Linked DNA regions of Homo sapiens: region 2 is linked to region 1. A link is a loop called in an ENCODE intact Hi-C map of the cell type or tissue named here. Cell type or tissue: dorsolateral prefrontal cortex. All regions are shown on one strand.

What was found. Peaks named below come from ENCODE experiments on the same cell type or tissue, not always from the same donor. Only the 100,000 strongest peaks of a DNase experiment are listed, where the experiment ranks them.
Region 2: a loop joins it to region 1, with 2.7 times the contacts of the local background. A loop is called at or near these places in 1 of 110 quality-filtered maps.

The regions. Positions count from the first base shown.
Region 1 is chr16:12,438,546-12,442,545 of GRCh38, reverse strand. The region is part of intron 18 of SNX29 (sorting nexin 29); the gene reads right to left. Among named protein-coding and RNA genes, the nearest start is that of SNX29-AS2, 68 kb to the right of the region's middle. RefSeq lists an enhancer at 3,289-3,790. In dorsolateral prefrontal cortex, no CTCF peak of the experiment used is centred here; a DNase peak (open chromatin) is centred at 2,499.
Region 2 is chr16:12,233,809-12,237,808 of GRCh38, reverse strand. All of the region lies in intron 14 of SNX29 (sorting nexin 29), which reads right to left. Among named protein-coding and RNA genes, the nearest start is that of SNX29-AS2, 140 kb to the left of the region's middle. In dorsolateral prefrontal cortex, no CTCF peak of the experiment used is centred here; a DNase peak (open chromatin) is centred at 2,478; H3K27ac peaks cover 705 bases.

The sequences.
Region 1 (4,000 bases):
GCTGCCTTGACTCTGTAAGAACAGAGTTGCATCTGAGATGGAGGCTGCACGGCCTACAAAGACATAAAATATTTACTATCTGGCCCTTTACAACAAACACTTGTAATCTCTTGCCCTAAAGATTGCACAAAAGATAAAAGGAGAGAAGGGAAGAAGAGAGAAAAGAAGAAACAGGGTTAGGAGAGTGAATAGACACTTCCTGATTCCAAGACGTCCTAATAAGCCAGAGTAATCAAGACTGAGTGACACTGTCAGAAGGACAGGCATAGAGATGCAAGGGACAGAGTCAAGAGTCCAGAAACAAACCCATTCATCTATAGTCAACTTGTTTTTGACAAGAGTGCCAAGATCATTCAGTGAGGAAAGAACAGTTTTTTTTTTAAACAAACTGTGCTGGGACAACTGGGTATCCACAATAAAATGAAGCTGGATCCTTACCTCATACCATATATAAAAATTAAGTCAAAGCCAGGCGTGGTGGCTCACACCTGTAATCCCAGCACTTTGGGAGGCTGAGGTGGCCAGATCACCTGAGGTCAGGAGTTCAAGACCAGCCTGGCCAACAAGGTGAAGCCCCATCTCTACAAAAATTAGCCAGGCATAATGGCAGGTGTCTTTAATTCCAGCTACTTGGGAGGCTGAGACAGGAGAATAGCCTGAATCCAGGAGGCGGAGGTTGCAGGGATCTGAGATCACGCCACTGCACGCCAGCCTGGGTGACAGAGTGAGAATCTAACTCAAAACAAAACAAAACAAAAGTCAAAATGGATCAAATAACTAAATTTAAGAGTTGAAACTATAAAACTCTCAGAAGAAAACACAGGGCTAAATCTGTGTGTCCTCAAGTAGGCAAAGGATTCTTAGACATGATATCAGAAGCACAAGCAACAAAAGAAAAAACAGATAAATTGGACTTTACCGACATTAAAAACTTTTGTGCTTCAAAGGACACTATCAAAATGGAAGGACAACCACAAAACGGGAGAACTGAAGACAAACGTTCACACAGAGACTAGTATAGGAATGTTCATAGCTACATAATTCGTAACAGCCATAAATGGGGAACAACCCAAATGGCCATCAGGAGATGAATGGATAAGAAAAATGTGATCTACCCAAACAATGAAATATTATTCAGCCATTAAAAGGAATGAAGTAGGCCAGGCGTGGTGGCTCACACATGTAATCCCAGCACTTTGGGAGGCCGAGGTGGGTGGATCACAAGGTCAGGAGATTGGTACCATCCTGACTAACACAGTGAAACCCCGTCTCTACCAAAAATAAAAAAAAATCAGCCGGGTGCAGTGGCAGGCGCCTGTAGTCCCAACTACTCGGGAGGCTGAGTCAGGAGAATGGCGGGAACCCAGGAGGCGGAGCTTGCAGTGAGCCGAGATAGCGCCACTGCACTCTAGCCTGGGCGACAGAAACTCCATCACAAAAAAAAAAAAAAAAAAAAGGAATGAAGTAGCGATGCATGCTACAACACAGATGAAACTTGAGGATATTACGCTAAGTGAAAGAAGCCAAGCATAGAAGGCCACGTATTGTATGATTTCTACGATTCTAAGTCACAAAAGGCAGATCTAGAGAAAAATCTGCAGAGAAAAATATAAATCATTCTATTATAAAGACACATGCTTAGCACATATTCACTGCAGTACTATTCACAATAGCAAAGACGTGGAATCCACCTCAATGCCCATCGATGATACGCTGGTTAAAGAAAACGTGGTACATATACACCATGGAATACTATGCAGCCAAAAACAGAACGAGATCATGTCCTTTGCAGGGACATGGATGGGGGTAGAGGCCATTATCCTTATCAAACTAACACAGAAACAGAAAATCAAGTATTGCATGTTCTCACTTAGAAGTGGGAGCTAAAGGATGAGAACACGTGACACAGAGGGAAACACCACACACTGGGGCCTTCTGGTGGGTGGAGGGTGGGAGGAGGGAGAGGATCAGGAAAAATAACTAATGAGGACTCGGCTTAATACCTGAGTGAAGAAATAATGTGTACAGCTAACCCCCATGGCACAAGTTCACCTACGTAACAAACCTGCACTTGTACTCCTGAACTTCAAATAAAACTTAAAAAAGAAAAGAAAGTCGATTACTGGCTTCCAAGGGCTAGGAGGGGAAGGGTTGTGGGGGTGATGGAGACTGCCTGCTAACAGCCACAGAGTTTCTCCAGGGTGATGAAAACCTTCTGGAATTAGAGTGGTGATGGTTGCGTAATCTTGTGAATATCCTAAAAAGTGACTGAATCGTACACTTTGAAAAGGTGAGTTTTATGGTTTGTGAATATCTCTTTTCTTTTGTTTTTAAGGACAGGAGAAAGAGAGAAGGCTGAAGCTCAAGGCAAGGGGAGGGAGGATGTGACAGGTGCTGACTCCTGCTCTGGGCCGTGTTCCAATTTATGCCCTTTGCGAGCACAGCTTCTTTCAGTCTCGAGTCAATCCGGTGGGGTGGGTGACATTCCCATTTTATACATGAGACTCTAAGAGGCGAGGCTGGCCCAAGGCCACGCAATTCCAGGAGGCAGAGTTGGGCTGCATCCCCACGTCCCCTGCACCCACACACCAGCTGGACGGTTTGGCCAGCCAGCTGAACCCCACCAGATACTCAGGGAGAGCCAGGAAAATACCACTTGGCATCTGGGGAGCACCCACCCTGCACCAAGCATGTTAGTGCTCTTCCCCCACTGCAGGGGTGAAGGTGTACTACTGCCCTAGCAGAAAAGTGGGAAACTGAGTCTCAGAGAGGCAAAGTAAGTGTACCAAGGTCACATGGCTAGTATGTGACTGGTATGGTTTAGCTGTGTCCCCACCCCAATCTCATCTTGAATTGTAGCTGCCATAACTCCTTCATGTTGTGGGAGGGACCCAGTGGGAAATAACTGAATCATGGGGGTAATTTCCCCTATACTGTTCTCGTGGTAGTGAATGAGTCTCACGAGATCTGATGCTTTTATGAGGGGAAACCCCTTTCGCTTGGCTCTCATTCTCTTGTCTGCCACCATGTGAGATGGGACTTTCACCTTCCGCCATGATTGTGAGGCCTCCCCAGTCATGGGAACTGTGAGTCCATTCAACCTCTTTTGTAAATTGCCCGGTCTCTGGTATGTCTTTATCACAAGTGTAAAAACAAACTAATATAGTGGCTAACTCAGAAGCCAAGCCCTGACTCCACACCGGAAAATCAGGACCCACTACTCCCCGCTGGCCTCTCTGGTGACTTCCAGTGGCTCTTAGGTGTCACTATCTTGTCACCAGGTCATGGTAGACATGCAGCTGCTGGCCCACTAGCCGTCTCTCAGCTCTCTTCCCTGCCTACAGAGGCTGCTTCCCATTGCAAGGCTGGCAAATGACACTTTCTCAGGTGCCCCTGCAACCAGGACAAGAGCAGGTGGAGGGCCTCTGGGAAAGACTGGCTTCACTGATGAGGGAGGCTGGGGAAGGGAAGCCTTCCTTCTCACGTGCTCTGAGCCCTGCCTTGGAAGCCCGGGCTGCCATGTGCAACCACGATGGAAGACAATGGTCTACATGGCAGGTGGACAATCCTGTCCGGTGCCTTCCTCTCTACCCTCACCTTACATCATTCTCCCCCTTCCCTGCTGTGTTTCCCTCTCTGCAGCCAGGTAGATCTTCCAGTTCTTCCAACAGGCCCGGCTCCTGTCCATCCCAGGCCCTCAGCCCAGAACCTTCCCTGAGTCTAGAACGTTCCTTCCACCCCTACACCTGGTTAGCTCCAACTCAGTCATCAGATCTCAGTTCAAATGTGACCTCTTCTGATTTTAATGTGCTCAAAAGTCCCTGGGCTTTCTGACTGTTCATTCATGATTATGGTCATTTCTTCAACAACAAGCTCTTACCTCTGAGCTGAAGTTCTGAAAGTCTGTGAGTCTGGCTATCCTTGCCACCACAGACCAGGCAGCCTCACTGCCTCTACCTGGCACCCAGCAAGGCGCAGCCTCAATGCTGGTCTGTGTTAA
Region 2 (4,000 bases), 200 kb after region 1:
AGCCTCCCAAGTAGCTGGGATTACAGGCACCTGCCACCACTTCCCACTAATTTTTGTATTTTTAGTAGAGACGGGGGTTTCACCAAGTTGCCCAGTCTGGTCTCAAACTCCTGACCTCAGGTGATCCATCCACCTCAGCCTCCCAAAGTGCTGGGATTACAGGCACCTGCCACCACTTCCCAGTAATTTTTGTATTTTTAGTAGAGACGGGGGTTTCACCATGTTGCCCAGTCTGGTCTCAAACTCCTGACCTCAGGTGATCCACCCACCTCAGCCTCCCAAAGTGCTGGGATTACAGGCGTGAGCCACTGCACCCGGCCAGGCCCCATCTAAATCCTATCCAGGGGCATGGCTGTCACAACAGAACAGCAACATGATGGTCAGAGAGACACGAAAAACGTGAAATGTCCTTAATTGCAAAATCTGGGAGGCTTAGAGATAAGCGCATAAAGCAGGGGAAACTGCCCACTCCCAGACAGAGGCACAGCTCCCCACCTCCCCAAAGGCCCTTCAGTGGACACACTTTGTGATTCTCGCTGTGCATGAGAGGAAACACCGCTGGGCTTCAGAAACTCCCTTTTTCTGTTTTATGCTGGTGGGGGTGAGGAGTCGGGGGTGGACAGAGCTTCGCACCCTCCTGTCCTACGTCCCACCTGCCTACTCTGGAGACTGGGGCACGGCATCTGCCTGCCCCCAGGTACAACTGCTGCAAACAGCCAACACATTCCTGAGAAGTTACTGTGAGACTGAGAGTCAGTTTCCCAAGATATTCTATAAGAATGACCCAGCCAGCCGGAGGTCCAAGCCTGCACCAACCTTCAAGTTCCAGGAAAGCCCTCATGCTGCCCAGTGCCTTTACTCCCCACCCGGCTTTCTCCATCCATTCATGCAGCACCGACTTGCTGACCTTCACCACGTGTCAAGCACAGTTCCCAAGGCAGGAAGAAGGTACAAAGCATTTCCTCCAAGCAACTCAGAATCCACTAGGGGAGGACGGATGACCAAATGCTTGATCACCGAAGCATGTGACGAGTGCTCAGACTAATGTCAGCACAGGGCCAAGGGAGATGCGAAAGAGGAACGCCAGCATCTCAAAGTGTTCACTGTGGTACCTGGCACATAGGGAGTCTTCAATCAGTGGTAGCCTGTGGCTGGTTTTCCAACACAGTGGGACAGATGGCGGTAGTGACAGCAGTCAGCATGACAGGAGGAAGAATAGCATTCAATGGACCCACAGAGTCTTTCCAGAGTAGGTGACACCTCGAACTAAGTCTTCAGGGATGCGGAAAGTCATGCAACAGAGAAGACGTAGTGGGAAAAGGGCTTCTAGGCACCAACCATTGCAGTAAATAATAGCCTTGCTTAATCCCAAGTAGTTCAGCATTGCTGTGGTATAAAGTACAAGAAGAAGAATAGCGAGAAATGAAAGTACAAAAAGAGGTCACCCTCAACAGAAGGGTCAAGACCCCTGGCTTCTCCCCTGCCCCATGCCCTCCTCAGACTCCCCATGGGTCTTCAAATGAAGGCTTTGAAAATAGACACTAGAAGACTAACAGTGACCGCATTCCCTTCTCCAGTTTGATCTTTTGGTTCAACCAGATGATGTATTAACTGTTGGGGCAACAGTGGATGGGTATTTGATGAGATTTATGTCAGATTGATGTGGGAAAACAGATATAAAATCAAAGCCCATAGTATTGGGAAATAAGTACGTAAAGCAGTTCTGGGCTATCTATGCAACCAGGAGCAGCATATATGAGACAGAGAGGACAGGAAGGAAACAGAGAGTTTTAAATAACATTTATTCCGTCCCCTACCCTAGCAGAAAGAAGTCCTACAGAAACAGAAAATTGTACTTTTCCAGTAATCCCTAAGTTGCTATTCATTTCTGAATCTTTACCTGTTACCATTCAGTTTCCTAAGGTTTCTATACACTGCCAAAAGAACTGTGATTTTTATGTCAGAATCTACACTCCAAGCACACACACACATACACATACACACACACACACACACACACACAATTTACAACCCATGTTTTCATCCACCTTTATTGTGTTTAAGTTTTCTGTTCAAAACACTGATGAAGTTTCCTTTCAATAAAAAAAATGTGGATGCAAGTCTTTTTTTTACCCAGAGGTTTTTTCACTTCTTTCCTCTGTGTTATTTTGAGTCTTGCTACTGAATCGTAAAGCAAGAACCCTGAAAAATATGCCAATGTTAGGCAGGTGAAAATATATCAATATAGGAAAGTAACTTGGGAAAATGGAAAGGCAGAAATAGTGATTTCCATAATAAAACTCCTGACAAACTCAAGCAGTAGTGCACAAAAAAAAATCTGTCTGTACTGCTCCCATCTGACATGCCAAATATGTACCTCCAAATGTGAAAATGGATCACTGCCGCTTCCTAACCAAATTTCAAATTAAGTACCGCAGGCCCAGGGGACAGCCTCATACACAGCAAGCTGAAAACACGAGCACTGCGGGATGCCTGGTGCCAGCTGGTCTCTGACTTCTGCCAACTCTGGGGCACGTTGGTGAAGGGGAACTCAATAGTTTGTGCATTTCTTCTCTAAACTTACTGAACACCAGGGACAGAGAGAGAAAGGAAAGAAAGAGTGAGCAAGTGAGCCTGTTTCCAACTGACTGCAAAGTTCATCTGATAAGGTCAACAGCTTAGAAGAAAAAGTTAAAGAAAAATGAAAAAAAAGACACAGAGGGACAGAATAAGGGCAGGACAGAGACAGATTCCAAGAGAAAGAGACAAAGCCAAAGACAGAGAGAGACAGGGAAAGGAGGAAGGAAGGAATGAGGGAGAAAAGTACACATACACACACTCAGAGAAGAGAAGGATGGGTGAAAAGGAGAGAGAAACATAAAGGCAAAGAATGAGAGCCACGTGTAAGGTAGGGAGCTGAGACCCAAACAGGAAGTCATCATCCCATCATCCATCCATTCAGCGGGTATCTTCTGAGTGCCTATGATGCCAGTAGGCAGACGGACATAGCCCTAAGTAATTTCAGGTGGGGAAACACACAATGCAGTGCTAAGTCCAGAGAGGGAATGAACAACTCTCCAACCAACAACCCCCAAAACCTCTGGGCTGAAGCCGACAGCATCTCAGCTCTAACATCAAATCATTTTGAAGCCTAAAATTAACAGAAACACTGCTTTAAAGACAAACTTAGATATGATGCCAAAAGTACATGACAAAAGAAAAAATAGATGAATTCAACTTCATCAGAATTAAAAACAGGTATGCCTCAAGGACACCATCGAGAAAATGAAAAGAAACTTGCAGAATGGTAGAAAAGGTATGCAAATCACGTATCTCTGATACGGGTCTAGTATCCACAATACACAAAGAACTCATACAACTCAACAATAAAAAAGACAACTAAACAAATTAAGCAATGGACAGAAGATTTGAAAAGACACCCTTTGAAGATCTACAAATGGCCAGTAAGCCATTTGTAGAATGAAAAGATACTCAACACCATCAACCATCAGGGAAATGCAAATTGAAACCACTGATTTGCAAACGTGAAGGTGCCACTTCACATCCACTCGATGGCTACAATAAAAAAAAGACAGACAATAACAAGTGTTTGGTGAGGACATGGTAGAATAACTGGAACCTTCATTCACTGCTGGTGGGAAGGTACAGCCGCTTTGACCCAGCAATCCCACTCCTAGGTTATACCCGAGAGAAATGAAAAACACGTCCACACAACTTGTACGTGAATGTTCATTGCAACATTATTTATCACAGCCAAAAAGTGAAACCCAAATGTCCATCGACTAACGAAAGGGTAAACAAAATATGGCATATCCTTATAGTAAAATCTGTTTTAGCCATAAAAGAGAATGCCATCCTGATACATGCTACAATGTAGATAAACCTTGAAAACCTTATGCTAAATGAAGGAAACCTATCACAAACCGCCATACACTGTATCATTCCACTGATATGAAGTGTCCAGAACAGGCACATCCAC